2 separate regions of the Homo sapiens genome follow, and region 1 is linked to region 2. The links are chromatin loops, found by intact Hi-C in ENCODE. Cell type or tissue: endothelial cell of umbilical vein. All regions are shown on one strand.

The links. Peaks named below come from ENCODE experiments on the same cell type or tissue, not always from the same donor. Only the 100,000 strongest peaks of a DNase experiment are listed, where the experiment ranks them.
Region 1: a loop joins it to region 2, with 8 times the contacts of the local background. A loop is called at or near these places in 7 of 110 quality-filtered maps.

Annotation. Positions count from the first base shown.
Region 1 is chr1:164,614,003-164,622,002 of GRCh38, reverse strand. All of the region lies in intron 2 of PBX1 (PBX homeobox 1), which reads right to left. Among named protein-coding and RNA genes, the nearest start is that of PBX1, 59 kb to the right of the region's middle. In endothelial cell of umbilical vein, a CTCF peak has its summit at 3,960 (motif pointing right); no DNase peak of the experiment used is centred here.
Region 2 is chr1:163,820,743-163,828,742 of GRCh38, reverse strand. It overlaps LOC124904447 (a long non-coding RNA gene), which reads right to left. Exons shown (of 2, transcript XR_007066704.1): 2 at 3,092-3,759. Among named protein-coding and RNA genes, the nearest start is that of NUF2, 500 kb to the right of the region's middle. In endothelial cell of umbilical vein, no CTCF peak of the experiment used is centred here; a DNase peak (open chromatin) is centred at 4,522.

The DNA of each region.
Region 1 (8,000 bases), 790 kb before region 2:
CTGACTTGACACATCAAAAGCTATGCAACCAGGGTTCATTTACAGGGAGGAAGAATCAAAGTTGCTTGGTTTTATAGAACGTATTTAGTGTGAAAGATGGGAGCTTTTCTTCTGGTCCTAACTTCTCATTCTTAAGGAAGATGGAAGTCAAATTGTAGAAAAAAAAAATCTACCCAAATGCCTATTCGATGGGCAGACTCAGGAATCATCCTCTGTGCACTTGGAACTCTTACATTATGGAACCACAGAAACCTTTCTGTTCAGGTATGTCCATTGATCCTTTTCTCAAAGGAGTTAAGAAACTCCATTGGCTAAATGTGCACCCTGGACGTGAATGATTCTTAATTATGGCCAAAAAGATAGACTGTGCAACAAGAGGGATGGCCTCTTGTTTCATGATTATTTCAGTCCAGTAGCCTTGTGTGGCTTATGAAATGGGCAACTAGGCCAGCCTAAGACTGCAGAGCCACCAAGCTAAATCAGCCCCTGAAGGAGAACCTACAGTAAACCAGTCCGTATCCCATCCCCCTGTACTAAATAGCACCCCCCAGGCAGTCCTTTGCGATGCTTTCTCATAGTGCTATCAGCCAAGGAAAATGTTCATAATAGTTTCTGGGAACCTAATTCTCGCCCCCGTTGGGGATAAAAGAAAAGGAAGGCAAAATACAAATACAGACAGACAGAAAGAGAAGGAAGACTGTTAAGAAAATAGGGGAGGAAGGGCGCGGTGGCTCATGCCTGTAATTCCAGCACTTTGGGAGGCTGAGGCAGGCGGATCACAAGGTCAAGAGATCGAGACCATCCAGGCCAACATAGCGAAACCCCGTCTCTACTAAAAATACAAAAATTAGCTGGGCATGGTGTCACGCGCCTGTAGTCCCAGCTACTCCAGAGGCTGAGGCAGGAGAATCGCTTGAATCCGGGAGGCGGAGGTTGCAGTGAGCCAAGACTGTGCCACTGCACTCCAGCTTGGCAACAGAGCAAGACTCCATCTCAAAAAATTAATTAATTTTTTTTTAATGCCGGGCGCAGTGGCTCACGCCTGTAACCCCAGCACTTTGGGAGGCTGAGGTGGGTGGATCACCTGAGGTCAGGAGTTCAAGACCAGCCTGGCCAACACAGTGAAACCCTGTTTCTAATCAAAATATAAAAATTAGCTTGGCGTGGCAGCAGGTGCCTGTAATCCCAGCTACTCGGGAGGCTGAAGCAGGAAAATCGCTTAAGCCCGGGAGGCAGAGGTTGCAGTGAGGCGAGATCGCACCACTGCACTCCAGCCTGGGTGACAGAGCAAGACTCCATCACAAAAAAAAAAAGAAAAGAAAAGAATATAGGGGAAAACATTTCTTTGACTTTCCTCTCAAAACCTGAAGTCAACAGTTACAAAATTAATCATGTATTCAGCAACCTACTCAGCACCAGACCTGATTTTAGGCCACGAGAATATGGTTATAGACAAGTCCCTATTTCATGTCACAGGGTGGTGAGGTGGAACAAAAAAGAAAAAAGATTGCACACACACACCCACATACTCACAAATGCACATGCACGCATATGAACTTCCTTAAGCCTAAACTGCAAAAAGGGCTATTTTTAAAGATGCATAATTTTATCATGTTTCAATGCATATAAAAATTAGAATTAGCTAGAATTACACTAACAAAATATAGCCTCAAAATAATGCCTTATGAAATCTGCTTGAATAAGTAAAACAGATGTGCTATTTTGGATCTTCAAATACAAATGGTGTTTTTAAAGTACCTTAATACAAATTTTTTAAAAGAAGTTCATGTTTTTCTATAAAGATTTGCTGGTTTTGCTGGTTTTTTGATAGGATCTCACTCTGCTGCCAGGTCCAATCATGGCTCACTGCAGCCTTGACCTCCCTGGGCTCAAGTGATCCTCCCACCTCAGCCTCCTGAGTAGCTAGGACTACAGATGTGTGCTACCACGCCTGGCTAATTCTTTAATTTTTTGTAGAAACAGGGTCTCACTATGTTGACCAGGCTGGTCTCAAATGCTTAGGCTGGTCTCAAACTCCTAGGCTCAAGTGATCCTCCCACCTCGGCCTCCCAAAGTGCTGGGATTACAGGCATGGGCCACGGCGCCTGGCCTCCAAAGAAATATTTAAAAGGCAAACTCATTATTTTTCCTAGGCTTTCTCCACTTCACTCTCCACAATTATGTATAAAAATTGCTTCCAGCCCTACTTCTGGATCTAAAAACAGGATTTTTTTTAACCTGAAAAAACTAGAAGATCCATGGATGGTCTTTCAGGAGTTCCTCAGCTTCCTGAAATTCCATGGGGAAAAAAAAAATGTGTGTATCTAGGCTAATTTTCTGGAACTAGACCATAAATTTCCTCAGAAAATAAAGGGACACATGACCCAAGGGAGGTGAACTGCTCCCTGTGGTCAAGGCGAGTACTTAGGCTTTGTACCAAGGACTAAGATGGTGTAGGAGTTAATTTTTCAAAGGTGTAAGAAAGCACCCACTGCCTTGTATAGGTCATTTTCCTCTCCTTGAGCACTCCCCACCGATCCCCTCACTCACTGCCCCTTCACTGAATAACCCAGTAAGTAAGTCAGCTGCTTGAAAGATATTGTAAATAGCTCCAACAAAGTGCAGTTTGGGGCAGATTCCAATTAGCCTTCACTTAATGGTCTTTTTTCCTCTGCCAAGTTTGTGCAGTGAAGATCCAATGCCCCACCCTCTGCCTGGCTCTGAGTTTAGGCGCAGGGAGGAATCAAGTTTGTGCTCAAGCTGATAGATGTCAGCCACAAAGTCTATATGTGTCCCACCTGTAAGCTAAAGAGGGAATCAAAGGTGGTTTCAAAAGGGGTGTGCCTGGCAGTGTGGCAGAGAGCTGGTTTCCTGTGAGTTTCCTTCTTTTGTTTCTCTCCCTGTTGTCTAACCCTAAATTTCCCTGCTGCCACTTAATTATCCCTGATCATTTTACCCTTTTCTCTGCTTACTGGTTGATTATCTCCCCATTTCATTTGAATCCCAGTGGAGGTACATAAGCGCTAAAAACAAAGCTGATGGCCAATTAAAAGGTAAGTGCCTTATGTTAAAAGCCAGAACATTATACTTCAATATTCATAATTAGGTAGCTTTTGAATGGCTGAAGAACAACGCAAGTCCATATAGAGGGCTAATCAGGGCACCTATATTTTGCAATCCAAATCAACCAATGCCTATTAAACTGATTGCTGTGAATTGCCAGCTTCCTTATTGGCTGGCTCAGAGCCTCAGTACTTCATAAATATTAGAGATGTAAAAGACCAAGGAGTTCCTAATGTGTTTATTTCGTTATAATGAATTCTTCAGGCAAGTGATAGGATTACTGAAGCAGAGCTTGGTAAAAAAACCCTACTGATTTTGGCAGCTCTGCTATTCTTCAGGAGTAGCATCTAAATATTACTGAGAAATAGAGCATAAAGATTATTCACTTGGGTGTAATTTTTTTGAGAAAAGGAAAATAAAAATTTATCTTCCACTCTTTCATTTATTTTCCAAATTATCAGATCACTGAAATTTCCACTGGAGCTGTGCAAAATTAAACCGAGACAAGAGCAAGTGAGCAACGGAGTAGGAGACAGTCATTGACAAGGTTCAAGTGCACTTCAGCACTCCCCAGGAAACCCTTACCCCAGCCTGGGAGAAGGCTGGGCTAGTGCTGATCATCTTGAGTGCCCCCCCCCCCCCGCCGTGATTATTCTCCCTGGGGTAAGTCAACTTAGAATCTCCTCTCCGAACTTTTAAGTGTTTGCTAATAATGCACTTAATTTTGGTGGTGGGGAGGCGGGGAGGAGGAGAGTTGTTCAGTCTTGCTTACAGAGTTACGACAATGCCACCTTATAATTCAAGAGCAATGGCAGGCCAGAGAAATGCTCACAGACACCAGGCAAACGCTTTCTAGAAAAGAATTAAGCATTATGATCTCTGCTCTTTGCAAATGCTCTGTCCACTGGGAGGCAGCATAGGCCGCTGGAAAGAAAAATGGGCCAGAGATCTGGGTTCTAATCCCTGAGATGTTACTGATTTGGGGTATGTGTTATGGCCAGCAACAGAATCCTGGTTTAAAATATAGGGCAAAAAAAAGAAAATGGGACAAGAGATGCGGAAGCACTTTGGAGGTAAAGATAGAGCCTGCTGAAAGGAGATCCACACATGTAGAAGTTAGTGGAATATGGAAACTGGTCTTTTTTAACTGTAACTGATCCCCAATGTGGAAAGACTACTATAGGGATTTAAAATAACAGAACAAAGCAAGTACATTTTTAAGACACAATTTTCTAAAGTGTGTTTTTAAGAATCCTGGTCCAGGGAAAAGGTCCTCAGGTCAAATAAATTCTGAAAATGCTAACCACTCCACCACACACACCCCTCTGAGAGATTTACAACACACATTAACATATTAAACCTCGGGGAAGCCCTGTAGTTCAGAAAGCTCTTTTAACTCCCAATCTTACTTGGCAATACAACGCTTCCTCACATACAAACACTAAAACAAATAACCAGCTCCAAGGAGCACACCAAGAAATGCTGTTTTAAACTACTATACATGGCAATAATGTCTGATCCCATATTGGAAAGAAAACATTACTGAACCACCATCCATAGTCTTGGGTGGCTGATCTAGCGGTCTGTGCCATTTTATCCACAATCTCCTCCTTATTCTCTCTGATCAACAACATGCATTTGTGAGGCAGCTGGCCAAGGTGAAAGGTTAATTCTGTGGCCATGAAACTCAGCCCAGCTAACAGACTCAAATGGGGGCTGAACCTTGTCACCTTGGTCCCATTAGCTCTAACCAACTGGGTTGAGTAGCCACAGACATTAGTCTTAGTTATAATCTCTAGGGGGGATAAAAATTTAAAGGCACCAGCACATGGCCAATGAGCTTTAGCATATAAATTTGAGGAGTTTTTAAAATAATATTTAAGATGAAGTTATACTATTTTATAACAGGAAAAAGATAGTCAAGAGGTAATAAAATATGACCTCTGGATCTGGACTCCAGGTGGGTTCAAGTCCCAGTTCTACCATTTAACAGCTGTATGGCCTTGAGCAAATTACTTAACTTATTTGAACCTCAGTCTCAAAATCTGTAAATCAGAATAAACATATTCCATTTCTCAAAGGATTATTATGAGGATTATGTGAAATGATCTATGTCAATGGGTTTAGCACTATGCCTAGCACATGATGAGTATCAATACATATTAGTAATTATCACTGCATGTAAAAGGACGGAATAATCTCAGAAAATGCAGCTCCCTCTGAAGTTAGCATTGGGAACATGCAATTTTGGATTTTTTTTTCTGTCACATGAAGTGTTCTTACCTTGTATTTATCAGAGAATATGCCTCTTAACCTTCACTGAAAATTTCAGTGAGGTTGAGATGGCCTCAGTCAGGTTTTTGTCCTTGAGAAAAATTTCTACATTAATAACTTCAATGGCTATAAAATATGATTCAGCTAACCGAAACTCATTTTACTGGTATATTTCCAGGAATATATTTCTCAAGGGAGATACACCCAAGATAATGCTAAGTAATTGCAAGACATTATTATTTGGCCTAGCCAGTGTTTCCCACCAACACAATAATATATAGATCAGTAAACGGAGCTTCCCACCCCTCGTCACAGGAGCAGGAGTAAGGAGGACCTGGGGAGGGAGACCCAGGGGCTGAGAGGGCAGCAGAAGGCACAGAGAATGATCATGAGGGCACCAGGCAGCAGCAGTGTGCCTCCTGGCCTAGACGCTGGTGGCTACATCAAAGACTGCCCAGACTTGTTGACACACGGAATCATCCCCGGGCATGAAGAACCACCATTTGAAAGTTTACAGGGAGTCACACAGCTGCCACTCCAGAGGTGGAGAGAGAGAGAGAGACTAAGCCAACTTTTCCCATCCCTATCCCATGGTTTACAAGACCATATTTCACATAGACATATCCTGAATTTTTCATCTCTGGAGACCCCAGTGAAAGGCATTTCCATGGTGATCACCTGGAAGGCACCTCTGTAACCAAACACAATACCCTGGCCTCCCCAGACTCCTGGCTCTTAACCTCTGCGACCCTTCCAGGCATATCCAACCCAGGGAGGCCAAATCCCAAAGTCGAGAGGGTTTGTGGTCATTCACAGAAGGCCTGTAGGCTCTCCCTCTGGCTCCTTCTACTTCACTCCTCCCCTCTTGTGACAGTTCATTTGTAACTGTCTCGTGGGTTTTATTTAGTTGTGGTGGGCACAATTAAATGCTGTTCTAACTAACAGAATCCTTGTCCAGAAAACAAAAACCACACAAAAGTCAGTCTGGTTACTTTGGCCACGTTTAGCGATTGTTTCACATCACCACCTCGTCGATCCAATCAACGGTGCGGCGGCTGGCTGTTAATAAAGCTAGATAAAAACAAATTGATTACAAAAAGGTCAATTTGGTACCTAACATTTAGAAGGCTAGAGTTTGAGCAGTTGTCATCTATAGGGAATCACCACAGTATAAAATCAGGAATATTACACCTGAACAAATAGTTACTTGCCTGAAAAGAAAAAAAAAATTATTCTAAAAAAAAGAATGTTATTATTACTTTCTTTTATATCTATCAGTGCTAGAAAATTGAACCTAGAGAAAAAGATAGTGACTTAGTTATTTAAAAATTCCTTGTGGTTATTTGAAAGGTTATTTCAACAAGTAGAAATGGAAATAAACTGGTCAACAAGACCAGGGTAACCCACACATTGTTAGAAAAAGAAATGAGGTCCAACTTACTCATTTTTCTTATTTTCAGAAATAAGCTACTATATGGAGAAATTGTGTCCATAAACTTCCTTTGACTCCCAGAGAAACATAAAGTTTTGAAGAATCCTGACTACCTAAGAATTAAGGAAAGAGTTGAATAATCTTAAAGAGTTCAACTGAGGCCAGGCACAGTGAATCACACCTGTAATCTCAGCACTTTGGGAGGCCGAAGTGGGCAGATCACCTGAGGTCAGGAGTTCAAGACCAGCCTGGTCAACATGGTGAAACCCTGACTCTATTAAAAACACAAAAAATTAGCCAGGCGTGGTGACAGGCTCCTGTAGTCCCAGCTACTCAGGAGGCTGAGGCAAGAGAATCGCTTGAACCCAGGAGGTGGAGGCTGTGGTAAGCCAAGATCATGCCACTGCACTATAGCCTGGGCGGCAGAGTGAGACTCCCAACTCAAAAAAAGAAAAAAAGAATTCAACTGACATGACCAGGGAAGCCAGCCTAAGCTGCCGGTCATGCCCTAGAAAACCTGTTTGTCATAACCAAGTACATTATATTAAGGCCCAATTTAGATCTGCAAAATGTGTGGGAGTCCATTTTTTTATGATCTGCTTCCATATTTCACAGGGTTGAAACAGGCAGAGTGAAGCAGCATAGCGCACCAGTCAGCAGCCAGGTGGCAAACATCAATTTTAGGTAGGGACGTTGCAAGTGCCCCAAGTCACATGTCAACATAGAGAATAGGGGAGGTAGGAGTGGGGGTGGCAGCTGCAGAGAACAAAAGAGGAAACGAATAAGATAGGTCCGACCTAAGAAAAAGGAGGTGTCTATGGGCTGACCTGATGGAGTGAACCAGAAATTCAGACGGCAGCACAGCTAGATACTTTAGAACTACCGGCATCCTAAAATCTGGCTCCCAAGCCTCTGTCATAAAGTAGGTCTGTGTCCTCGGTATAGTCACTTAACCACACTTTGCATCACTCTCCTCATTTGTAAAATCAGAGAGGCTGAACCAAATGGTCTCGAAAACATGCTCTAATTTTGTCTATCCTTCTTTCATGTACTTCCACACACAAGGAGGACCCAATCACCGAAGGTCCCAACATAAGGAAGAACGGAATTGTACTTTGCCTCCCGAGTGATTCTGGGCAAGGAACTGTGCTTGGTTTCTTCTGCTTTGTGCTTCTGCTTCCCCAACAACAGACACCCCACAGAAATACCAGAGGAAGGTCATCCTGGGAGT
Region 2 (8,000 bases):
ATGTGACATCATGCTCAAAAACCTTTGATATTCATTAATGAACATAGTAAAGAAACTATTACACCAGGAAAATAAAGGAATTTTCACCTTCAGAGAATGACAAACTCATAGCTTGCTCAAGAGCAGGGATCCTGTCCCCAGCTGATGTGGGCTTGAATTCAACCACTGCCATTTTCTAGCTGTGTGACCTTGGGCAAATTACTTAACCTTTCTGGCCTCACTTTTCTTATCCATTGGATGAGGAATAATGATAACACCTATCTCAGGGTTGTCATAAGAATTAAGTATTTTATATTCTATGTAAAGCACTTAGCACAGTGCCTGGCATTTAAAAATTCTCAAACGTTAAGTGTTAAAATAATTACTTATAATACTGCTATTAGAAGGGATCACAACTAAGTCCCATCAATGAAAAATATTCTACTGCCTGATTAAAAAGCAAACTCCTCTTCTGTGCTCCCACTACCCCTACCTTTGCCTTACTCAGAACCACTCCCAACCACGCATGCAAACACTTTGTCATATTAAGTTCACCTTGAGAGCATCTAGAGGGACTTTTCCTAACCTCCAAGCTGCAGTGGTCTAGGAGGACCCTAAACCTCAGAGAATCTCAGCAGGACTTAACATCTGTGCACATTTTTTTCATTCTGAAAGCCAAAATACAATGAACTATTCTAGGACATGATGTCAAACGGTTTATGTTCTTCTTGGTAGAACTCACAGGAATGAATAAGTTGGCTTTCCTATCCCCTAGAAGTTTACAGTTTAGAGGGAAAAAATAATGCCTCTATAAGTAATTCAAATATAAGATTTACTGTCTTAAGAGCTAGAAAACCAGTATAAACAAAAAGCAGAGGGAACGTGAAGGAGAGAGAGAATTCACATCTGGGTTGGATAAGGTGATCTTTCAAGGAGGAAGTGGCATCTGAATGATGTTTTGAAGGATAAGTAGAATTTCAATAAAGCAAGAAGATGAGCAAAGTTAGTCTAAACTGAAGAAACTGTATAGGTAAGTGTAATAGCATAAAAATATAGAGAATATTCTAGAACCTATATACTTTTTAAGCAGTGATTTTTATAATTACGTATGTTGTTTAATTTTATAGTTTCCTTGCTTGTTTAAATTTGAGTTACAATTTCAGTTCCTGAGACATACACAGAGTTCCATATTAGAAAAGGCCTTTTTCAGTTCACAGGAGGTAAGGAGGAGATAGTGACATCTCTCCCCTTCGTACCTTCATATTTTTCTCTATGGAAAACCATTTTGTAGAAAATAATGTAGGCTAGAGTCTGGGGCTGGGCCTTGAAAAAGATACCTCTAAGAAATGCTGAGAAATAATTTCCTTAGTATGTCACCTAGGTTCATTTTCGTGTAATCTGGAATGTGTATGATTCGAATAGAAAAATAAAGAAAGACATAAAAGAGAAACAGAGAGGGAGAGAGCAGGAGGAAATGAAGAAGGAGGGAAAGAAGGAAGGAAGGAAGGAAGGAAAGAGGGAGGGAGGGAAAGAAGGAAGGAAGGAAGGAAAACCAAAATAAAGCAAAAAGATAAAAATAAACAAACAAAATCCCAATCCCATGAAATGCTTCCTCTGACCCCATGGGAAGGCTGGAAAAGCAGCTAATGACAACAATTTGTTGAGGAGCAGGCAGAATGAGCTAGGACAGCACTATTTTCTAGGTCTTAGGTGGGCTCCCCCACAGAAGACAAATCATCAAAGGGTAGTGGCTCCCATTTCCCAACCTCCCCACATTATGCACCACTGAATGCCTAAGGGAAAAGGAATAAATAGCCAGGTAGAGTTCAAACCAGAGAAAAATGGAAACCAGATTCTCTGAGGGAAAAACACAATCAACAACACAGCAAGCAGTGAGAGAAACCTGGAAAGCAGAAATGCTAAAGCAAGTGAGTGAGGCTCTTGCAAAAGGAAATTAGATATGAGCTGCCAGGTGATATAGCAGCTGAAAGGTCAGTGCTATTTTGGGCTGAATATGAAGAGGCTTCAGGCATCTCAGGACCAAAAAAATAAAAATGTACAAACTAGAGAGGGTTCAGAGAAAGGCAACAGCATTGATTAAAGAAGGGCGGTTGGCTTTGTGGTGAAAGATTAAAGGCATGAGATAGGCAGGTGCAGCAAGGGGAGTTGATGCCAATTGTATATTAATAGCACTTTGCGGTGACAAAGCACTCAACACTATGTTTGTTTCTTATCTCTCACATGCGTGTTCTCTCCTTGTAATGTATTCATTCATCCAATAGTCAGTTATTGACCATCTGCTTTGTGCCATTTATTGTGCTGGTAAGCTAAAGTTAAATAAGCTACAGCCTCCATCCTTGAAAAGCTCACTGGCTAAGAGAGACAATGACAAGTGGTAAGTGAAATGCCATGGGGTAAGTACTCAACAGGTAACATTAATTCAAGAAAAGAGATTATTGTTGTGTTGTAATAGGGAAGGGAAGGTTTAAAGGAAAGGCAATCTTTTAGCTGAATTTTGCAGAATGAATAGGTTTTCACAAAGTAGAATGGGCAGGGTGGAGGTGGGGAGAACATTCCAAGCAGAGGGAATAGCACAATTAAATGAATGGATTAAGGTGTATGGCCACACAAGGCTAAAGCCTAGAGTGTGGAGATAGAGCAAGGAAGGGATTTTTGTGAAACACGTTACGAAAGGAATCAATCATTTGTTAGAGTATGTTGGAACATGATGATTGACATATGCCTTACTAACAAACATCTTTGAAGGTCTACAATAAAACTCTGTGCTAGACATTATAGGAAATATAAAGGTAGAAATAACAGTTGCTGGCCTCAAGGAGCTTATTAATCAATTAACAAACATTTGTTGAAGTCCTACCATATTCCAGGTACTAAGCTAGAAAGTAAGAGGATTCATCTTGAATAAGAAAAGCTCCCAGAAAGCCTTCAACTGAGATGATGCCAATGGATCAATTATAGAAATTATTAATTATTCAAAAATACAATAGCAGTCCACAGATATTACAGTGTACCAGAGGTAGGGAGGGAGGACAGTATACAGCAACTTTCTGCTTATTATACCTATTGTGATAAAATAAACTCCAAATCTTAGTTGCTTAAAAAAACAATTTATTATCATGATAACACGTGATTCTGTGGATTTACTGGGCTAAGCTGGGTGGTTCTTGTCTTGGGTCTCAGGCAGTTACTGACAGATGGCAACTGGAACTGGAATCATCTACAGGCTTGACTAGGCTGGACATCCACAATGATTCCTTTACTCTTATGTGTGGTGATTCTGATGGGATGGCTGGCACAGCTAGGGGCTACCTAGGCATCTGTCTTTCTCCGTATGGTATCTTCACATGGCTACTTTGTACTTCTTCACAGCACAGTAGTCTCTCCCACAATAGTCTGAGATAGGTGGTCTCAGGCATCTCATATGACATTTGGATTTCCTCAAAGCATACGCTCCAAGAGCAAGTGTTTCTAGAGGCTGAGGAAGAATCCACAAGGCTTTTTATGAACTAACCTTGGACGTCATCCAATGCTACTTCCACCACATTCTATGGGTCAAGATGGAAGTCACAAGGACAACCTATTTAGGGCCTGATCATCAGGAAGCATGAGTTACTGGAAGGCCATCTTTGGAGACAAGCTACTATGGTTCCAAATGACAATAACGATTCCAAAGGAGGAGGGGTCACTGTGTAGAGGACTATTAGGGGGGCCACATCACTGAGGAGGTGCAGCTTAAATTGGAAGAAATGTGAGTTCCACCTAAGGAGAGAGAAGAAAGACCTCATGGTGAAATGAACATATACTCTCAAGAGGATCTGAGTTCAATTCATGCTTCTATCACTTCATAACCATGTACCTTTGGAAGTAATACCTCACAGGGTAGTTGAACAGAATAGCAAAAACATATATTAAAGCCTGGATCATAGCCAGAAAAAAATAGAAAGGAATTATTATTATTAATCACAAAAGAGGACATTCCAAGCTGTGTAAAAATTAGACACTAGGTACTTTGAGGACCCAATGAGTGACCTACAACATCACGTATTCAGAACGGGTTAGAAGAGGCATCGTATTACAAGAGGCTAGATCTCACAGCTTCTGCATTTGTCACAAATTATACTTCCTAAAATGTGTATTTGAAAAAGAATCTGGCCAGACAACATCATGGTATGATTAGAGAACAAAGAAAGATTGCTTTATCTCAAAATGTCATCTTCTCTAATTTGCCCAAGGGTCTTCCACTCCATCATAGGTAGTTCATTCCTCTCAGTTAAGATATCTTATTCCCTGGGGTCACCTATCACAATGGAAATACTCTGGAAGAGGTAATACCCTCAGATATCATCAATTACTCACAATGTATTATACACTTGAGATTACTTTTCAACAATAATAGTCAAGATATTCTAGGCTATGCAGTAGTAAAAACATTCCCACAATCTTCATTATTTTTTAACACAACAAAACTTACTCATTCATACAAATTCCCTTGCATGTCTGGGCAACTCTCCAGGGCAGCTGTCCTCCACGTGTTGAGTCAGTACTCTAGGCTGCTCTGATCTTATGGCACCTCCATATCAACACATGTTCCCATGATCACCACAGCAGAAGAGAAGCTAGAAGACTCATACACTGGCAAATAAATGTTCCTACAAGAAAGTGACATGTATCCCTTCTATTCACATTTTATTGGCTGAAGCAAGTTACCTGGCCATGCCTAGCTTCAAGGAAGTAGGAAATTATAAGTCCCTCATGTGCCCAGAATAACTGGATATCAATTAAAAATAATATGCATAGGGCATTGACCAAAGAAAAAATTCAAAAGAAAAAGAAATTAGGCTGTAATTGAAAATATTTTCAATAGTGAAGTGGAGAGGAAGAGTTAGGTACAAATTAGGAGGCAAATCTAATGGGTCAACATCATTGGTTCCTGAATACATAGACACACAAGGTAACATTCAGCTCCTAGTAGAGGAGGAGGTGTCAGAAATAGAGGTTTCTCAAAAGAAAAACAACTCAGCACCAGCTCTGACTCTTCCACTTTTAAGTATAAAGTCATTTGTCTTTAAACAGTGTTGTGATATTCATCATCATCAAAAAACCAACAGTCTAAAAGTAATCTTTTGCCAAAAATTAACAATTTGAGAGGGTATTGGGGTAGGTATTTCTGGCCAAAGGGTAGGTAGAATGAAATGAAGAAGCAGAAAACCAACAGTCTAAAAGGAATATGGGGGTAGATATTTCTGCCCAAAGAAGGGTTAGGATGAAATGAAGCAGCAGAAACTGGGCCAGAGTTGAAAATTCAGCAAAGAGACAGGCCAGTAAAAATAAAAGGTCATGTCTGGGATCAAGAGATAAAGTCATGAGAAATTTAAAAAGCAAGGATAATGGAAGCTGCTTTGAACTGATTTCAGTTCAGGGCTCTGGAGTGAAATAGGGCAGGATGGTGCTTCCTGAGAATGATGTCTTTGGGGAGGCAGCAGCAGGAAGAGGCTAGTGATCCAAATGGGAATCTACTAGGCTTATAATAGAAATATCCCAAATAATAGAAATATCTCAAATATCCCAAATAGTTCATCCCTCTAGTCCCAGGACTGCTGCCCAACACAGCCTCTGTGAACTTAGGAAGCTCTAAGGGCTTATCTCTGCAGCCCTGACAAGATTCCTACATGATTCACCCTTTAGCCCTAACTGACTGGGGTTATATTAAGTGAATAGCCAGCTGCTTTTTCTGCTTTAATTATTTCTATTTTGAAAATTTTCGACTTACCAAAAAAAAAAATGAGGAGATATTACAGAGAGTTCATATACATTCCCCCTGCACATACCAGTTTTCTCTATTATTTTCATCTTGCATATCTTACACTACTATGATATGTTTGTCACAATGAATAGTCCAATACTGATACATTATTATTATTAACTAATGAAAGGCAACTTTAAAGAAACCACTTCTAGGGTAGATACTGCATGATCTCACTCCTATGTGAAATCTAAAAAAGTTGATCTTATAGAAGTAGAGAGTAGAATAGTGATTACCAGAGGTTGGAGGGTGAGGAATGGGGGGATGATAAGAAGAGGTTACTCAATGGGTAGGAAGTTATAGTTACATAAGAGAAATATGTTCTGATGGTTTTTTGCACAGTAGGGTGACTATAGTTAACAATAATGCATTGTATAATCCAAAATAGCTAGAAGAGAAGATTTTGAATACTCTTACCATGAATAAATTGTTAATGTTTGAAGTGATAGACATACTAATGATACTGATTTTATCATTATACAATGTATATAGGTATTATAAACATCATACTGTACCCTGTAAGTATGTACAATTATTATGTATCAATTAAAAACAAAATACAAATTTTAAAAAACCTACTTCAGTATATACTCTAGAGACTGATAATGATCATAGTGTCTATTTTTAAGTGAAGTAGAAGGGGTTATGAAAGAGTTAAACTTTACACATAAAGAATGGAACATTTCAACAATCTTGTCTTTGATAGGCAAAGAAAAACAAGAGCAAAATCACATACAGAAAGAAACTCTAGGATCAATATGAGTATTATTTATGCACTAAAGTTCAAAGTCAGTGAGACAGAATAAAATAGGCAGGACTCTCAAGAGATTGAATTCACGATATCTTTAAAAAAGAAATAAAGAAAGAAAAACAGAAAAAAAAAAAGCCTAGTCACCAGGGAGGACTTTCAGACTACCTGTGCCAACTCTCCTCAAATGCTGGTTTTGGAGACTTTTGGCCTATAATTTCTAATAGTTCCTGTAGACTTTGGCCTATAGTACACTAACAATGAATTCAGTAGCTTGTTCCCACAGGTGGGATCTGGAATTACTCATGTTGCTCCAGGCTGGGTATTTGATCATCACAGGTGAATCTCTGGATACTTGTGTATCTTCTAAGCTGAAGCTTTCTCCACTAACACCCAAGATGTTTGCATATCTTAAACCTTTCCATCATGATTTACTTGTTCAACCCTCCCCTGACACCCTAGCTTGCTTGAATGATGATGCCATGGGTCTTCCCACATGTTTCACCAAAGAGCCAGACTTTGTCCCCACCTGTAGCTGCTGCTTGGGAGTACTGTTTCAGGCCAGGTAGACCTCCTATAGGAGGTCAAATAGACAATTATATTGCTTTTCCGATGGAATATTACTATTTCCAAAAATACCTGCAGCAATTCTTACCTATTTGTTGAGTATCCACAACAGTTGAGATCAGACCTAAGATCACTATATCCATGTGGTCACTGTAATCCAAACTGCTGACTGCCTTCCTTTGTGTACAAACCTGACCATTTCTAGAAAGTCTGACATCACAACACAAGTATACAGCACTATATGATTGACCCGAGCAGATCCAGAAACACAGATCAGCACCAAAGGCTATGTAGGAGGATTACTGCTAGAGTTCATAAGAGAGGCCAGGGGGCACAAATATGGTATAATGATTAGGGAAAGTCATTGATAAGGAGAGATTCTGGTGGTAAATAGAGTTTAGGAATAAGACGAAAAGGAGGCCTTCCAAAAAAGGATTAGTTATCCTTGTCATTTCTCAGGACCTCCATTGAAAGTTACTGGTAGTGACTCAGCAACTGCCCTAAGTATCCAAATCACTGCTCTAAAGCATCAGAGTCGCTTGTCCCTAAATTTCATCTCATCTAGTTTTTGGCACAAACCATAAGATCACTCACTTTAAACATTTATCTTACATTTTCAGTTTTTAGTCATGCTTCTATTTCATTAGTGGAAAAATATGAGAGCCCTCCAGTGGCCAAAAATAAAACCTATAAATTTATATCATCTTTAAGTAAAACCTCTTTAGCCTTGTGGAAGAAAAAAAAAAAAGTTGTATCTGTATTTCAAAACCTAAGAGTTCAGTGATAGATAAGGTGGGACTTTTATTATTGTTCCATTGACTCACAAATAAGTTGAATCATTCTTACCATGGCTAAGGAGAGGCACAACATTGGAAAAAGAAT